Linked DNA regions of Homo sapiens: region 1 is linked to region 2. Evidence: chromatin loops called from intact Hi-C (ENCODE). Cell type or tissue: PC-3. All regions are shown on one strand.

What was found. Peaks named below come from ENCODE experiments on the same cell type or tissue, not always from the same donor. Only the 100,000 strongest peaks of a DNase experiment are listed, where the experiment ranks them.
Region 1: a loop joins it to region 2, with 8 times the contacts of the local background. A loop is called at or near these places in 3 of 110 quality-filtered maps.

Annotation. Positions count from the first base shown.
Region 1 is chr21:20,449,037-20,454,036 of GRCh38, reverse strand. No RefSeq gene overlaps it. Among named protein-coding and RNA genes, the nearest start is that of LINC02573, 190 kb to the right of the region's middle. In PC-3, no CTCF peak of the experiment used is centred here; a DNase peak (open chromatin) is centred at 2,786.
Region 2 is chr21:20,880,183-20,885,182 of GRCh38, reverse strand. No RefSeq gene overlaps it. Among named protein-coding and RNA genes, the nearest start is that of LINC00320, 80 kb to the right of the region's middle. In PC-3, CTCF peaks have their summits at 2,290 and 2,495 (motif pointing right); a DNase peak (open chromatin) is centred at 2,522.

The DNA.
Region 1 (5,000 bases), 430 kb after region 2:
CTGGTTAACTAACTGCTGTATCTCCAGGGAACTGTACAGTGCCTAGAACATGGTAAGTGCATTATATGTGATTGAATACATGAATAAATGGGAAAAATTAAGGTGGACAATAGTTACAAATACTCTTCGATAATAGAGGAAGGTGAATTAGAACCGATCTTCAAATTATTTGTGTCTTGGAGTTTCGCAGAAGAGAATGAGTGAGACCACACACGGTGGTAACAACTATGATGTAACTCACAGGAGTAAACATTGGCTCATATGGGACTAAAGTAAATTTGGCTCAGGCCAGCCAGAGAATGGGAGTAGATGTGTTATAGTACCACAAAAACAATCCCTGTCAGCTGCAAGGGGTGCAGTTACCAAGTTGCATGATGGGAATCATGTATCTGCTCTAGGTTAAAAGACCTTATTCCCAGATTCTAATGCATTGCAAAGTCTACCAAAATTCTTTACTCACAAAATCAGCTAAATATTTTGGGTTATTTGTACCCACATTTTGTTGCAAAGCACCCCTTGATGTGTTCCATACATGACAGAGTAAAATAGTGTTTTCAGTATGATATAAATGTAAGAAAAAACAAAGAAATGCACACACAATAATACAACTGGATAATTACACATTCATTTATTTCTCCATCAGATATATTTTGAAGACACAAATATGAGCTAGAAAATGTACATAGTATAAGGAATGGGATACATGTTTTGTAACCACAATTAAATAACTGTAATGTCTTTTGTTCATATGTGACATAGACAGCGAGGCTTGAAGCAAAACAACACTGTCCATTAAAACCACGCCAAAAACAAGATAAAAAAGTGGGAGAAATCATGCATATTACACAAGATCATAGGAGTAAACAACATTGCATATGTTTCTCAAGCAGCAGACATATTTCATAGTCAGCAGATTTGAAGCCAGTGCTGAAGGATGAAAGAAAACAAGGTACAGAAAGATAGGAAGTCATTTCTGAGCGGGGTTAGATTTGCTACTTAACTTGAAATTCATTTCGTGCTTCCACAATTCTTCCCACTTATACCTGATCTGTTACACTTCACTTTACTGCAGAGCTTCTCAGCACATGTCTTTGAACTTCACAAAGTAAAAATTGCCTTACTCAACTTGGAATAATCAGTTCTTAGCACTGTAGTTTTAAAATTTCTTAATTTGGTTTTAATGAACACATGCATTGAGGAAATGCAAATACATTTTAAATAAATTAAAACATTCTGGGGCAAAATATATCTTGTGGTGAATTTGAAAGCCATTTATAACCTTTGAAATATTCACTGTTTTAAGTTACACTCTAACTTGTTCTAACTCTATTTCACATTGAGCAAAATTATACTTTCCTTTATTTCAAGAAAGCCAAGAAATGCATTATAAAGGAACAGGGTAGGATGTTATTGAAGATTTATAATGTGTATTAAAACGTTGGCAACAAATTCCTAAGGTAGTTTTTATTTTCTTCTTGTTAGCGTTAAGAAAACAGTGGCCCTGGGTGTCTCAGTTACTTGCCCAAGGTCACAGAGTAAGTAAATGGCAAGCAATTTCTCCTTTTCTCCAAAGATTCTTCTTTTAATATATCATATTAAGTGGTAGAGAACAGCAGAGGGGGAGAAATGACTTTTTCTAAGCCATGGGAGTATTTTGTGTCAATGTCTATGAAAAATTTTCAGTCATGTATTTCCAACCCAGAGTCATAAGGAATAAAGATAAGCCTCTAAAATAGCACCAAATAGCAGAAGAACATGAAATTTCTTGTGCACAATTCCCAACTCTATCAATCATGAGTTGTGTAGCCTTATGTAGGTCACGTTAACCTCTCTAAGCTACCAAACTCTCATCCATAAAACAGAGATTTAAAAAATCACATTCATAGTGTTGTGATGAAGATTAACTAAAACAATATTTTAGCATGCTTGTTAGCAGCCAGCTCATAAAAACATCCAAGGGCATATTAGGTGCTGCTTTTTTAAACTTTTTGCCTATTTCTCTAACCTCCAAACACATATTAAGTCAATCATTCAGCAAAAGGTAACACAGTAGTTATTATGTTCCAGACGCCATATCTAGATACTTGATCATATTATGATCTACAACAAGACAAGATCTTAGCTTTTATCCTCTAGAAAACAGAAATGGAAGAAAATAAAGAGGCTCATAATTTATTTAGGGGGTGTATTAGGGTTCTCTAGAATGATGGAACTAATAGGATAGATGTAGGTATAAAGATATAAAGAGGAATTTATTAAGGAGGAGTATTAACTCACACAATCACAAGGTGAAGTCCCATAATAGGCCATCTGCAAGCTGAGGAGTAAGGAAGCCAGTCTGAGTCCCAAAGCTGAAGAACCTGGAGTCTGATGTTCGAGCGCAGGAAGCATCCGGCATGGGAGAAAAATGTAAGCTGGGAGGCTAAGCCAGTCTAGTCCTTCCACGTTCTTCTGCCTGCTTTTGTTCTGGCTGTGCTGGCAGCTGATTAGATGGTGCCCACCCAGATTGAGGCTGGGTCTGCCTTTCCCAGTTCACTGACCAAATGTTAATCTCCTTTGGCAACACCCTCACAGGCACACCCAGAATCAATACTTTGCATCCTTCAATCCAATCAAGTCGACCCTCAATATTAACCATCAAAGTGGGTGAGAATTTAGGGCATTGTTGTGACAAACAAAAAGTGAGATAAAGGAAAATGCAAACAATTGTATCGTGAGGCATGAATTTGCTGCCTGCTATTTGACAGATGACCCAGAACTGACTCATTTCTACAGGTGGCTCACAAATGTGCTCTTTGGCCCACAGGGAAAACATCTCTGCTCAGACTGCAAGGTGCACTCAGGCCTCATAGTGGTAAATAGGAGAAAAGTTAGAGAGAAATTATGTGCCAATCTCCTTCCTATCTCCTGCTTCTCATTGGTTACAGTTGACCCCATAGGGAAATACCTTGCCCTCACTGCTGGAATACAATACATAGTGCTTTGGACTCTTTGTGATGTGTTGCTTCAGCCAAATCTATTAATAGGTGAAAAGTCTAAAATTCCATGATATTGCTGGTTGGGCCAGCTCTACAGAAATGGCCAGGAGGAAAGGCCCAGGAGATTTTTTTTATTTTTGAGACAGGATCTCACTTTGTCACACAAGCTGGAGTGCAGTGGCGCGATCTCAGCTCACTGCAGCCCTGACTGCTTGGGCTCAGGCGGTCCTCCCACCAGAGTCCCCAAAGTAGCTGGGACTACAGGCATGCGCCACCAGGCCCTGCTAATTTGTTCTTTTTCTTTTTTTTTTTCTGTAGGGATGGAGTTTCACCATATTGCACAGGCTGGTCTCAAACTCCTGAGCTCAAGTGATCCACCCCCCTCAGCCTCCCTAAGTGCTAGAATTTCAAGGCATGAGCTACAGCACCTGCCGGCCCAGGACTGTGATGGCAAGTGAGTTGTTGGCCGTCAGGCACGGTGGCATATTCCAGGAGGTCAAAGTAAACTATCAAAGCGTTGTGCCACTGGAACCAAGAGAGAAACATGTTTAAAAAAGAAAAAAAACACAGTTAAAAAATGTCCATTGCTGCCAAGACAGTTTTTGCCAGGAAAGCTTCGGTTGGATTGAATAGCATGGACAGCCTAGTTAATATATGAAAGAGCACATTTTTTGGTGGTGGAGTCCAAAAGATAGATTTGAGTGAAAAGGAAGCACAGGCTCTGACTGCCTATCTAACATTCAATGCCAGGCAAAAAATGTAGGAAACTGTATCACACACTGAGGGGCTCCAGGCCCAGAATCAGAAAATAGAGTGCTTTGATGTATGAGAAATATTGAGGCATTCCCCAAGGGACTGAAAATAAACTGACTTTGGTCAAGTAAAAGAATAGTAATGAAGGCCATCAAATGTACAATATGTAGAATAAAATAATAAAATTGAGAGTAGCAGTACTAGAGGTATATGACCAGAATTATTGGTAGAAATTAGAAAGATATAAAAAACTGGAGGTGGGGAAATATAACTGTTTCTCTCTCTCTCTCTCTCTCTCTCTCTCTCTCTCTCTATATATATATATATATATATATATATATACACATATATATATATATACACATATATATGTATATATAAACACAGAGACACACATATATATGTGTATATGTATACATATATATACACACACACACATATATAACAAGTCATGAGAAGATAATTTCCAAGAGGGAGAGTGAGCAGTAGTCAAAACTATAAAAATTAGAGCTAAACTGAGAAATAAAAACATATACAACTAAAATTAAGAATTAAAGGATGAATACTAAAAGTTTCAATATTTGAACTAAGATATTGAGATTCAGGGTGTCTCTTTCCAAGGAGGAGAATGGCAATATATGATTAATAAAGACTATTAACACAAAAGGAGATCAGAAAGAAGAAATAAAAAAGGGAATAAAGAAAATGCAAGAAAAATACAGAGTTCATAGTAAGAGAATGGAGATATATATATATATATATATATCACCTTTGGATATATATACATACACACACTATATATGTATATGTGTAGTAATCTTATGATTACTAAAACATACCTACATATATATAAATTCAGAAGATTACTGCACATATACATATATATGTGTGTGTGTATATCCAAAGAGAGTGTATGTGTGTGTGTGTGTGTGTGTGTGTGTGTGTGTGTGTATATATAAATTCTCTTCCTATGATCTATTTTTCTTGCTTTTTCTTTATTCTCTTTTTTATTTCTTCTTTCTGATCTTCTTTTGTGCTAATGGTCTTCATTAATCATATATTGCCATTCTCCTCCTTAGAAAGGAGGAGAATTCCTTTACACACACACATATATATGTGGAATGGATTATATCTATGCATATATATGTATGTAGGTATGTTTTAGTAATCACAAGAAATATAAATGTATTAATATTTTTGATTGGAGTATAGAAATCATCAGATTGGACTGTAAATAATCTGATACTATTTACAAAAGACTGGCATAAA
Region 2 (5,000 bases):
TAAGTAGGAATGAAAAATAATGCCTAGAGAAATTAAAAATCTCACATAATACCACAAAACTAAATCCACTAGTCTCATTATTTGGCTTGTCCTTGTCATTCCCTTTGTCAATTAATATAAACATGCTTAACAGAGCCTGTAAGATCCACGCTTTCCTTGGTAGGAGGTGGAACTTCCAAGACTGGCATTATTGCAGTGGTAAGCAGCCTCCATTGTTGCCCCCCTCCATTCTCACCTTGTGGTGGTCAGGCCCTGGTTAGGTCCCTTCCATTGTGGAATCAAGCTAAATGGTGTAACCAACATGATACCAGGGAAATTACAGAATATGACTCCAAGGCTAAGTCATACAAGACATTTTGGTATTGCGTTGTTCTATCAGATCACCCTTTGGGGGAACGCTGCTGCTATGATTAAGTCTACTGCAACACTGCAACACTGCAATGGATAGGTCCATATGATGAGAAAGTGAGTACTCCTGCCAACAGGCAGATTAATTTGGTAGTTCTGGGAGTGAGCCCATCATGAAAGCGAATCCTCCAGCCACAGCCAAGCCTTCAAATGACAGCAGCCACAACCAAATCATGACAACCACATGAGAGATTTGGAGCCAGAATTCCTCTGCTAAGCCACTTCAGGATTCCCCAACCACAAAATCTGTGTGAGATAATGAAATGTTTTCTGTTTTAAGATGCTAAGTTTTTGAATAATCTATGTGCAGCTAGGTAACTAATGCAACAGCTAATCATACTGGCACTTTAGCACTAAAATTTTTATATACTCTCTATATTGTTATATTTTATTCTTCATAATAACATTTCTACTTATTCTTCAGATATTTGAGTGAAAATTTTAATTTATAGATGCTAAAGTATCTATACACTCCTCACAATAGATAATTTCCTCAAAAACTGTTAAAAGTCAATAATGTTTTTCTTCAAATTCCTGATATTTATTTCCTCAGAAATAGTTTTGAGAGTCTATCATGTGTTGACAGAGGGATATACGATCCCTTCCTTTTTGTAGACTGCATTCCAGTGTGGAACATAGAAACTATACAATGAAATAAACAAAACTGCAATAGGTGTTACTGAGAATAACAAATTCTTTTACGGTAGGGAAGAGCTTAGGAATGACACGAGCTGACTTATGTTTACTAGAATCCCCAGGGTTGACAAAGCCCATAGGCACAGTGTGGGCAGACAGCACTGCAGACATAACCACCGATGGATGCTGGAGAATTCAACCAATGCGTTTATAATTTCAGCATGGTACCTGATTTTTCATATCAATATTTCCAGTTGAAAATATAGGGCAAGCGATGCCAATTGTTGAATTCAAAGTCATGTGACAATACACTGGTTCTAAGTATGAAGTCTAACTAAGACTGTAAAAGATCTGTGATTTTACTCTATTGTAAACTACCAAGTCAGTCTGCCACAGAAAACACAGACCACGCTGCCATGCTGAATCCGTTCTGCTTTGTTGAATATATAACCTTAGCAGGCTAATATAATACAGATGACTCCTTAGTCAGAAACAAAGACCATTTATCTTATGTTGGTTCTCTGTACATCAGTTCACACAGGGCAACACAATGAGAGCCAGATGTTATGTGTACATTCAGTGGAATACATCACAGGAAAAAAATCCTCAAAATTAGGAAACTCTGATTTTAGGTAGGGCCCCTGATGTCTTGCCGATCCTCCCCTCCAAAGAGAAAAAGAGAGACTGGAATATTCGGTTTAATCTAGAATATAAGCAAATATCTTTGGGGGAGAAGGGAAAGGATTTTCTATGTTTGTTATCCTGAGATGTAAAAAAAATCCTCCAAAAAAATATACTTTACTGTTTTGGAATGTTTCCATATACAATGATTGGCCGTAAATGCTTTTACTCAGAGTACTCAGACTATGTAGGAATGCAAGAAATCCATGGGGAAATGTCTTCCAACACAAGGAGGGGTAGGAAAGTGAATATAAGGCATTTCAGATTTCATAACGAGTTTCAGGCTGTTTTTCAAGAAGCGGAAGTGTCTGCAAACATAGAAGGCAATTCACATTCTGGATGGACAAAATAAATGTAAAATGACTGCTGAAGTTGACCTCTAACACCGGCTGATTCATTGATGTCACAAAGCGAACAGAAACAGACTTTCTTCTCATGTCTCTGTTTTCCATTTAAAAAAATTTTAATGTTAAGCTGTTATAACTATGGTAATAGCAGATGCAGAACTATGTCAAACAAAACAAAATTAAACAACATCAACAGCAGCAGCAACAGTGATAATAATAGTGCATTTTGGAAAATAGAGGAGATACTACAGTTTCCTGTGACTCTATTTTGTGAATAAGAAAACTTTCCTTAGGCGGCTTCCTGTAGAATTTACTTCTGGTTCTACTGGTTAGAATCGCATCAGTTGCCTTTTTCTGAACCAACCTGCCACCAGTGTAAGAGTATGGAATTAATCAAAATTGGCTTAATTAACTAAGATGGATATGGAGATGGCCACCAGAGGGTGCAATGGGAATGGGAACGGACCCAGATTCGAAGGCTCAAGATCCTGAAATACCAAACTAATAGGTTAAGCAGGAACTAAATAATTAAAGGGAAACAAAAAAGTGTGCTAGGTAGAACACAGTGTAGGTGGGCAGGTGTAGGGTTTTTCAGAAACAGAAAAGAGTTAAAATTAAATGGACCATTGATTTCAAGAGTTTAGTTACCAGAAATAAGACCAAAATGGCAAATAGTGTTTAGTCAGCAGGAGCCAAGAGCAAGAATATTTTTTTTTCCTAAGGGCTATATATTTGTATACTACCCTATATAACAATTCCAGTGTTGTTTATTCTATAACTTCATACACAGATCCTGCACTAACATTACTTTCAAAAATTAGAAGGTTTTTCTTAAAATTTATTTATTTTCATTTCTCAGAATGTTAGTCTTCTGTTTCCTTAACTGAGAATTGTTTTACTGTTGCATACTATCTTATAAAAAACTAAAATTCAACATGGGACCAATGTTTATTGGTAATGATGGAATTGCATACATTAGTCATCACGAAAGAGACATGCTGAAATGAATAATGACTTGGTTCTTCAGTGAATTTGCAACCTCATAGTTACAAAAGTCTTTTTTCACTTTTTCATTGTATGTTTGGGGAAGAGGAGAAAAAAAACTGTAGACCATGAACTTTGAGAAAGAAGAAAAGATATAAATATAAAAAAATAGTTTTATGGGTTCTGAATACATTTTTATCTTGAAAAGTTCTGCTTTGCACGTACCTTAGTATGGAGTAGATTCACTCCCAAGGAAGGGAAACGTGATTTGAATTTTTTTGGTTTAAGAAAGGAACATGAATTCACTTGAGGGTTTTCCCTAACATGGCCTGTCTTGCTCATCAGAGTAATATGGAAGTTAAGTATTCAAGAGAGATATTTCAAGTACTAGTGAAAATTGTGCTTTAGAACTGGATCATTTAAAATCCAACTCTAGGAAAATTAGAAGGTAAAATGCACAGCAGACACAGGAACTATAGGGAAAACCATGGTTACAATGTCATCACTTCTTCCTTTTTTCATTTTATATCAGTGATGAGTGTTGAGGACAACTGCAGAGAGAGAGAGAGAGAGAGAGAGCAGAAACAGCTCCCAGGAAGTCATTTTAAGGCATTAGAACAAAATCAAGTTTTAACTACGAAGTATTGAGAAAATTTCACTAACATATTTCTCCAAAACTGAGGTTTTTAAATTCGTACTCAAAATGAGCATCAAACTTCCAATAATAACTAGATTATTAGGTATATATTTGAAAGTGAAAATGAGCAGTTCTATTTCCTTATTTTGTGGTTGTTATTCCTTTGATAACCTCACAATACTATCACCACTTCCATAATTTTCTCTCTTATTATACCTTTACTTCTGAAATGAAACTTCAAAAGTACTAGGTGACAACAGGGTGGTAAGGCATAGCTGGATTTGAAGGTGTAGAGTGCATTCATGGCTAGTAAAGAAAATAATTAATTCTTATTTCCTAACCATTCCTGTCTCACTTTCAATTTCCCAGAAAAATAATGCTGAAAATTGCATTTATGCTTAAGCATTTATAACATATCAACTTCAACTCCTCTTGTCCTAGAAGAAATATGTAAAATGTATATAGCAAGATCCAGCTTCTTCAAATATATGCAAAGTAGAATAATTCATAGATGCATAGAAGAATCACTGACAAAAAGATGTCATAAAAATTCTGAAAGCCTTGGATTTTTATTATCTCTAATTTCCCTCCCTTGAGAAGTTCCATTCAATTACACATTCCTTTATTCTCAGCACATATGTTCTCAATTTGCACCATATCAATTTGCATTTATTGGTAGATTGCTGTTGATAAAATATTTCTTAATGTTGTGTGAATGTACATTTGCATTTCTATCTCCACAACTTGGTTGAAATTGCATGCCGGACAAGCACTTAATTGATTCTCTGTGTTCCTAAGCTACGGTAAGTGCTTAATGAAAGTTTATCGAAAAGAAAAACTTTTGCTTTAAAATTCATCTTTACCACCAAACACAAAAACTATAAAGGAAAAGGTTGACTGATTTAGCCAAACAAATATTTTAACTTTGAGCGTTAAATAATAATCAATAAGCAAAATTAAAAGGTAACTAAAAATTGAGAAAAAAAGAGACACATTTATGACATACAAAGTTTTAATCACTAATGCAAGAGTTTATTTAAATCAATAGTAAATAAAAGCAGTGGAAGATACAAGTGGGTGGGAAATATTATCATGCACTTTGCAATGAAGACTAGAGAGATGATAGATGATAGATTGATAGATGCATAAATACATAGATAGACAAGTATAGTCATATACAGAATATATGGATGCAAATTCTAATCAAAGAAAATATGATTGAACTAAATGTAAAATATGTGTTTATCTCTTAAGTTGGAATCTAATTGAAGAATAATAATGCTAAATATCAGTATATTTGTGGAGGA